Regions from separate parts of the Homo sapiens genome. Here region 2 is linked to region 1. A link is an interaction called in ENCODE POLR2A ChIA-PET data of the cell type or tissue named here. Cell type or tissue: PC-3. All regions are shown on one strand. Links, peaks and the distances in the headings refer to the core of each region. The heading gives the core; the rest is flanking DNA.

What was found. Peaks named below come from ENCODE experiments on the same cell type or tissue, not always from the same donor. Only the 100,000 strongest peaks of a DNase experiment are listed, where the experiment ranks them.
Region 2: POLR2A ChIA-PET joins it to region 1 with 5 read pairs; 9 of 35 experiments call an interaction of 5 or more read pairs at or near these places.

Annotation. Positions count from the first base shown.
Region 1 is chr14:31,068,639-31,073,032 of GRCh38, reverse strand. It overlaps AP4S1 (adaptor related protein complex 4 subunit sigma 1), which reads right to left. Exons shown (of 6, transcript NM_001128126.3): 3 at 3,104-3,190; 4 at 60-128. Among named protein-coding and RNA genes, the nearest start is that of STRN3, 44 kb to the right of the region's middle. In PC-3, for the core only: no CTCF peak of the experiment used is centred there; a DNase peak (open chromatin) is centred at 2,372.
Region 2 is chr14:30,984,903-30,989,296 of GRCh38, reverse strand. All of the region lies in intron 1 of STRN3 (striatin 3), which reads left to right. Among named protein-coding and RNA genes, the nearest start is that of MIR624, 28 kb to the left of the region's middle. In PC-3, for the core only: no CTCF peak of the experiment used is centred there; no DNase peak of the experiment used is centred there.

The DNA of each region.
Region 1 (4,394 bases), core at 96-4,095:
ACTCAATTTCTGGGAAACTGGGTTGAGGAAGTAAACCATTTTTTAGCCATTAGACTTACCACTCGGCTGAAATACTCATCTAAAACTTCCACAAAGTTATGAATGAATTCATAAATAGCCATCTCGTTCTACAATAAAAGAAGAAAGGTACAATCAATTTTAGTGTCGCTTCCCATGTAAACCAGACATAGAACTTCCCAGTCAGTGTCCAGGTTTTAGAGCATGTGGCTTAGTGAACCGATAATGTGAGGAAAGTAGCCTCCCACTGACAAATATTCAGAACAGTTCTATCACTCACTTGTTTAAAAGATGTTTATCAATGGGGGAAATGTAGATAAACCTTAACTTCTAGGATTTTTTTTGGCCAGATGTGATGGTTCATATCCGTAATCCTAGCACTTTGGGAGGCCAAGGTGAGAGGATGGCTTGGGGCCAGGAGTTCAGGACCAGCCTAGGCAATATAGTGAGACTCTGTCTCCATAAAAAACTTAAAAACTAGCCAGGTGTGGTGGTGCATGCCTGTAGTCTCAGCTACTTGCGAGACTGAGGCAGGAGGATGGCTTGACCCCAGGAGTTCCAGGCTGCAGTGAGCTATGATGGCACCACTGTACTCCCGCCTGGGAAACAGAGCGAGGTCCTATCTTAAAAAACAAAAAGGCCATGCGTGATGGCTCACACCTGTAATCCCCACCACTTTGGGAGGCCGAGGTGGGAGGATCACTTGAGCCCAGGAGTTGAAGACCAGCCTCACCAACATAATGAGACCTCTTCTCTACAAAAAATAAAAAAATAGGCTTGGCGTAATGGCTCATGTCTGTAATCCCAGCACTTTGGGAGGCTGAGATGCGTAGATCACTTGAGGTCAGGAGCTTGAGACCAGCCTGGCCAACATAGTGAAACCTCGTCTCTACTAAAAATACAAAAATTAGCTGGGCATGGTGGCACATGCTTGTAATCCCAGCTACGTGGGAGGCTGAGGCAGGAGAATTGCTTGAACCTAGGAGGATCACTTGAACCTGGGAGGCTGAGATTGAAGTGAGCCAAGATTGTGCCACTGTACTCCAACCTGAGTGACATAGCGAGACTCCATCCCCACCCCCCCAAAAAAAATCAAATAAATAAATAAATAAATAAATAAATAAAAGTAAAAATATCCAGGTATCTTGGTGTGCGCCTGTAGTCTTAGGTACTCGGGATTGTGAGGCTGAGGTGGAAGGATCACTTCAGGCCAGGAGGTCAAGGCTGCAGTGAGACGTGAAGGTGCCACTGCATTCTAGCCTGGGTGATGGAGAGAGACCATGTCTTAAAAAATTTAGGCCGGGTGCGGTGGCTCACGCCTGTAATCCCAGCACTTTGGGAGGCTGAGGGAGGTGGATCATGAGGTCAGGAGATCGAGACCATCCTGGCCAAAAGGTGAAACCCTGTCTCTACTAAGAATACAAAAATTAGCTGGGCGTGATGGTGGGTGCCTGTAGTCCTAGCTACTCAGGAGGCTGAGGCAGGAGAATCGCTTGAACCCAGGAGGCAGGGGTTGCAGTGAGCCGAGATCATGCCATTGCACTCCAGCCTGGTGACAGGGTGAGATTCCATCTCCAAAAGAATCTTTTTTTCTTTTTTTTGAAGTCCATGATGAATCTAGCCAGATTAAAATCTTAGTGTCTAGCACTTAGAGTTCTTAGATCTATTTCCTGACTTTACCACAAATTGGCTTAAGCAATTTTTCAGGCTCTTCATGCCATCATTTTTCTATCTGTGAAGATGGGAAAACCACTTCAAAGTTTGGTTCATGGATAAAAAACAACAAATCAATATTTCAGTTAGATCTAAAACATCCTTTCAGGGATTCCATGGCCATAAGTGCTATTGATTTGGGAGTGGCATTTGTGAAGGGGTGAACTAAATAAATTTGGGGTGATGTAACTGCCATACAATCATCTTTAGAGTTTTCTCTGGCTTTTGATATATCAGCCCTTTTTTTTTTGAGATGGAGTCTCACTCTGTCGCCCAGGCTGGAGTCCAGTGGCGCAATCTCGGCTCACTGCAAGCTCTGCCTCCTGGGTTCACACCATTCTCCTGCCTCAGCCTCCCGAGTAGCTGGGACTACAGGCGCCCGCCACCACGCCCAGCTAATTTTTTGTATTTTTAGTAGAGACGGGGTTTCACTGTATTAGCCAGGATGGTCTCGATCTCCTGACCTCATGATCTGCCCACCTCTGCCTCCCAAAGTGCTGGGATTTCAGGCATGGGCCACCGCGCCCGGCCTCAGCCCATGTTTAATGCCAAAATCAGTCGGCCTCTATACTTATCTGACCTGCTTCATTGTTCAAGAGAACAAGGGCAGGGCACTGGTATTGCTTACAACAGAAAAAGGCATTCTGTGGTTTGGGGCTTCTCTACTTTGCAAGCTCCTGATCTAATCCAAGAAACATCCTAGATATTTCTCTTCCACACAGCTTTCCTCATCCTTGCTAGAAACCAAGATCCTAGCCAGGCACAGTGGCTTGTGCCTGTATTCCCAGCTACTTGGGAGGCTAAGCCAGGAAGATCGCTTGAAGTCAGGAGTTCTAGGCCAACCTGGGCAATACAGTGAGATCCCATCTCTAAAAGAAAATAAAAGCAAAAAAATAAGTTGGGCTTGGGAGTGTGAGCCTGCAGTCCCAGCTAGTCAGGTGGCTGAGATGGGAAGACTGCTTGAACCCAGGAATTCAAGGCTGCAGTGAGCTATGACTGTGCCATTGCACTCTAGCCTGTCTCTTAAAAAAATAAAAATAAAAATAAATTGGGAGTCTGAGGCAGGCGGATCATGAGGTCAGGAGATCGAGACCATCTTGGCCTCGATGGTGAAACCCCATCTCTACTAAATACAAAAAATTAGCCGGGTGTGGTGGCACATGCCTGTAATCCCAGCTACTTGGGAGGCTGAGGCAGGGGAATCGCTTCAACCTGGGAGGTGGAGGTTGCAGTGAGCTGAGATCATGCCACGGCACTCCAGACTGGTGACAGGGCAAAATTCTGTCTAAAAAAAATCAAGAGAGTCATAATTCTTAGGGAGGCAAGTAGAAAGAAATTCTTGCATTTTCCAAGGGCTCTTCTATTATCTTACCTCAGTGTCATTAACTCCAACCACAATGAAGAGAGCTGCATACTGCCGATATATCAGCTTAAAATCCTTATATTCAATGAAAGAGCACTAGACAAAACACAATGAGATATTAATTCCTGTGGCTGAGAGAGAGTTCTTTAAAATGACATGCGTAAGTTCTAGGTTCTGATTTACCCGACAAACATTCCTAGAAATATAGAATATTAAGATGTTACACAACCATTGGTGACCTTCTCACAATATTCAGGGGACCACTTGGAAGCATCTCTAGTGGAAACTGGAGAAGTATTGGAAAAAAGTCTGAGGGTTCACATGGGTTCCCACTTACACTCCTTCTTGTTCCTTTGCTTTGCTCTGCGTGGAAGTCAGCAGGCAAAGGTAATGCATAATCAGCATTTTAAAGTGCCTCTGAAGCGAAAATAAGCAAACACGATAAAGATTTTCTTCTTCTCACCTCCCCAAGATTTTTTTGGAAGCAATTAGATATTCTCAGTTTTGTACTATTTAATAGTCATTGAGGAGCCAAATACATGGTACAAACAAACAAAAATTGGTTGCTTTTTCCTAGACTCATGAAAAGAATCCATGTAGATTATTTTATAAATTATTTAAAGATGCCTTCTTTGTGGCAGATGCTAGACAAAATCTCGCATTGTAAACATTGCTTCATATGAATTAATAACTAGCCTGCCACCACTGACACATGGAAAAACTCCCTTCTCATTCATCCCTTTCCTATCACCTTTGTACAAAGAGTTATGGGAAGGCGCTGAGTGGATGGGAGGTGGAGAGTGGGCAGAAGCACAAGGTTACTCTTCTTCTGGATTTTAGGGTGTGCTGGATGTGTTGCTCTTAGGTGCCCGGATGCACCTGGGAATGAAGCTGCAAATTTTGACCATGGAAATTCCTCTATGGGAAAGCCATCTGGAGGAATTTAGGCTTTTATTTAAAATTAGGATAAAGGTAATGAGTACAGAAGCATTCTGCAGCGTTTGGCTCACTGTAGAGCCAGTGGGATCTCTGCTCAGCTGGATCTTTCAAGGAAACACAACCTTTTTGAAAGAACTGAGGAACATTTTTCAAAGCTTCTCAGGAGTTTCTGACATTAAAAAAAAAAGTATCAAAGCACCTCTATGGATAAAAACTAAGCTGCTATTATGCTACTTTGGTGCCTGATTATGCCAAAAGCCCAGTGGGCTCCTTTTAAAATCTAAAATAATTCAGAATGCATCAAAAGTATCTAACAGTATATTCATTCCAAAGCTTTCATTTCAAAGGGTAACCTATCAGT
Region 2 (4,394 bases), core at 163-4,162, 84 kb after region 1:
GCCATTGCTGTGAAGATAGAGGAAGTTCACGGTGAAGAAGGTAGTCAGAATCTGTTTGTGGCAGGGTCCAGGCTGGGCAGGTTACTAGAACAGGGGTCTTTAAGTGATTGCTTAGTGGGCCAAAGAATAAGGTAACTGACCCCTCTCTTTATCTTGAACTTGACCAGACTACTTTCTGTGGATGATTCAAATTCCTTTTCATATGAGTCTTTTTATTTTTGAAGGTTAAGAATCTACCTGGGGTAGTGAAGGCATTGGACCCTGGGAAGCCAGTAGACTTGAGATCTACTGTCCTGATTCTTCTATCTTACTAGCCAAGACAGTGTCCGTGAGCAAGACACTTTACTTCCAGAGGGGGTGGCTTAGTTGCCTAATTTGTAAAATAATTATAATTCATTATTGGAAGTGGAGATTATAGAGCTGGAATATTCACTTCCTGTGGTATAAATAGTGTGAACAAAAGTTGGATGGCTGTAAAGTGCAAGGTCTTTTTTGAGGAATGTTGCATGTTTCACTTGTGGTAGAGTACAGAGGAATGATGAAAAATAAGCTTGAAAATGTAGGATAATGGTAGAATGGAGAGAACCTTGAAAATAGCCTGTTAGGACAGTAGATGAGTCATTCAAAACTTTGTCAGAGAAAAGTGAGAGGACCTGCTTTATAATTGTACCATGACTTCATTTTCTTTATTAATTATTCTCTTTCTCTTTTTAAATGTTCAGATTTTAAGGAATAAATTTGCATTCCAACCAAGTTTTGCTGTTTCATCTCCATTCATTGATATGCTTTAATTTTGTTGTAGTTGGGCTCAGCAGATTTCTACTTTGTATTGTATATGTTCGTTGAGTAAATATATTTGGTAAAATTAAGAAAGGTAAATAACAAATAAAAATAGGTTGTGGTGCTAGCAGAAAGGGGCATAAAGAGATAAGCTTAGAAAAGTTAATACCTGGAACAGCTTTTTGTTTATTAATTTTAGTTTGAGTATAAGGGTCAGAGTTTGGTTGATAATACCTTTTAGGATTTGCTTATGAGGCCAAAGTGCTGCTCGTGTCACAGGACCTAGCTGAGCATCTTGGACATTGTTTTTTAATATGTCAAATCAGTGTTAGTCTTGTTCAGTATAATAAACATTTATTGAATGTTTGGAATAATGGAAGACTTGGCTTCTGTTCAGGGCTCACAGTCCAGTGAAGGAATGTAAAACTTGCTTTAATATACAAGACATTTGGAAGAAAGCACTGCAAGAAGTGAGAAAAACAGCTGGACGCGGTGGCTTACGCCTGTAGTCCCAGCACGTTGGGAGGCCTAGGCGGGCGATTCACAAGGTCAGGAGTTCAAGACCAGCCTGACCAACATGGTGAAACCCCGTCTCTACTAAAAATACAAAAATTAGCTGGGCATGGTGGCACACACCTGTAATCCCAGCTACTTGGGAGGCTGAGGCAGGAGAATTGCTTGAACCCGGGAGGCAGAGGTTGCAGTACCAAGACCGCGCGCCACTGCACTCCAGCCTGGGCAACAGAACGAGAGTCTGTCTCAAAAAAAAAAAAAATTATATTCAACTGATTGAATGTAAGAAAATATTGTGGGCAGAATCACAGCGAGTAGTCAGAATAATCTTTCTGGAATGCAAATATTGATTATTTTATTGTTTTACTTTTTAAGCTACCATGGCTCCTCCAAATTTCTAATATGAACCTCAAGGTCCTACATGGCCTGGTTGTGACGTATTTCTCTAGCCTCAGCTTAAATTTTATTTTATGTTTTTTTTTATTTTTTATTTTTTTGAGATGGAGTCTCGCTCTGTCACCCAGGCTGAAGTGCAGTGGCGCGATCTCAGCTCACTGCAAGCTCTGCCTCCTGGGTTCACGCCATTCTCCTGCCTCAGCCTCCTGAGTAGCTGGGACTACAGGCGCCTGCCACCACGCCCAGCTAATTTTTTGTATTTTTAGTAGAGATGGGGTTTCACCATGTTAGCCAGGATAGTCTCGATCTCCTGACCCTGTGATCCGCCTGCCTCGGCCTCCCAAAGTGCTGGGATTACAGGCGTGAGCCACTGCGCCTGGCCCTTAAATTGTATTTTATATTTTCTTTTTCCGGCTGCCATGCCTCTACGTTACTCTTGCCCTTTCTTTGGAGTTTTACTGTTCTTTATATCCTCAGAGTCTATCACAGTGTACAGCCTGTACTAGTAAGTGTGTTTAAAGGACTGTATGCCTTCTTGTACCATAAAGAGGGTAAGTTTATGCAAACACTGAAATTAAGAAACAAAATTTTGTTGGTAATTAGAGCTTGAGTATTTTTTTTGATTATCCTTCCATACAGTGAAATAAATGGAGATACCAAAATATAAAAAAATGAACTTTTTGCTTTGTGGATTTGAGAAAGACTATAAAGAGTAAATTAAATATGTAGTATGTGTGAGAGATGAAATTCACCATTGATTTTTCTTTCCTTCCTTTAACAGTTTCATTACTGAAAAAAATAGTTGATATCTTCTGTTTAAGAGTGGCACTACATTACACTAAAGTAGGTGTGAGCCAAAATGAATTGTACTTTTTTCTATTTATTTCCAAGACTTGGGGAAACATTAACTTATTCAATAAGTATTAGCTGGCACCTGCATTATGCAGGATGGAAAATGTAATTTGCATGATGCTAGGGTAGCACTATAGTAGGATAAAATGATGTGGCCTGTGTTTTCAAGGAACTTGTTTTCTGCATAGTATGGAAAGTAAAAGAAATATAGGAATAGTGTTAGTAGCTAAAAGGTTTATTACCTTTTAGGTTAGGTACTTGTCTTATTTGCAAATATGTCCTTTCTGGCTACTATCTAGCTACTACTGTAATAATCACATTCTTGAGAAATGCTTGAGTTCTTGAAGGCATTTCAGCCAAGCACACATTTCTAAGTAAAACATGGACTGTCCCTTTCTATGTTTTCTAAACGGTTGACCGAGCTAGATAATGTAAATAAAAATACGTATTTCTCTTAATTTTCTTTTAATCTTAGAACACTTCAGGAGGCCAGTGTTTTTTTCTTTTTCGCTTTGGATCTGCTTTGGTTGTTCTCAGCATTTTAGAAGCATACCTGTCCCTCACACGCATCCATGCAGTGAAGCCTTATACATGTTTTCCAAATGGAAGGTAAATGAAGAGGGAACTTTTATACCTTCACTCCTTTCATAGAAAGATCATTCTCATTCTTTTTTTAATAGATCATTTCTCTTTAATAGAAAGATCATTCTCTCCTTCCCTAGGTTTCCCATCTTGTGGTTAAGGCTGAAAATTCCTGAGAGAGAGAGAGAGAAAGCGCATGCACACAAGTGCTTATGATTGAGAATGAAAAGAGAGCTGAGGGGGGTGTGTGGGAGACTTAATAAAAATAGATGTTGAGCTAGGTCTTGTTCTGAACAGGTAGTTTTTGGACAGAAAAAAATGGAAAAGGATATTAATGTGAGCCTAAGATATTAGCAAAAGATACGTGTGCAAACATTAGCAAAAGATGTAAGTGTAAACGTTAGCAAAAGATATATTTCTTATGATAAAACTATAAACATAAGTCAAACATGGATCATCATTTATACATATTTATGTGAAGATCTTAAAGTTTCTTCTTAATGGTATATTTTCCCATATAAGAGATGTTTATGAAACTGTTTAGACTACCAAAGATCAATTTTTTTTTTTGAGATGGAGTTTCGCTCTCGTTGCCCAGGCTGGAGTACAATGCGTGATCTTGGCTCACTGCAACCTCTGCCCACCAGATTGAAGTGGTTCTCCTGCCTCAGCCTCCCAAGTAGCTGGAACTACAGGCATGCGCCACCATGCCTGGCTACTTTTTGTATTTTTAGTAGAGACGGGGTTTCATGATGTTGGCCAGGTTGGTCTCGAACTCCCGACCTCAGGTCATCCACCTGCCTCGGCCCCCAAAAGTGCTGGGATTACAGGTGTGAGCCACCGCGCCTGGCCTATTTTTTTTTTTTTGGCGGAGTTTTACTCTTGTTGCCCAGGCTGGAGTGCAATGGTGCCATCGTGGCTCACTGCAACCTCTGCCTCCTAGGTTCAAGCGATTCTCCTACCTCAGCCTCCCGAGTAGTTGGGATTACAGGCACCCGGCTGTAATTTTTTGTATTTTTAGTAGAAATGGGGTTTCGTCATATTGGCCAGGCTGGTCTTGAACTCCTGACCTCAGGTGATCCACCTACCTCGGCCTCCCAAAGTGCTGGGATTACAGGTGTGAACCACCGCGTCCGGCCAAGATAAAATATTTTTGTTATTAAAAAAAAGTATTCCGCAATTACATCTAACTTTTTTAAAGCTTAGGATACTTCATAAAAAGAAAGATCCTAGGAATTTCTAAATGCCTAATCCTCATCTATTCAAATCAT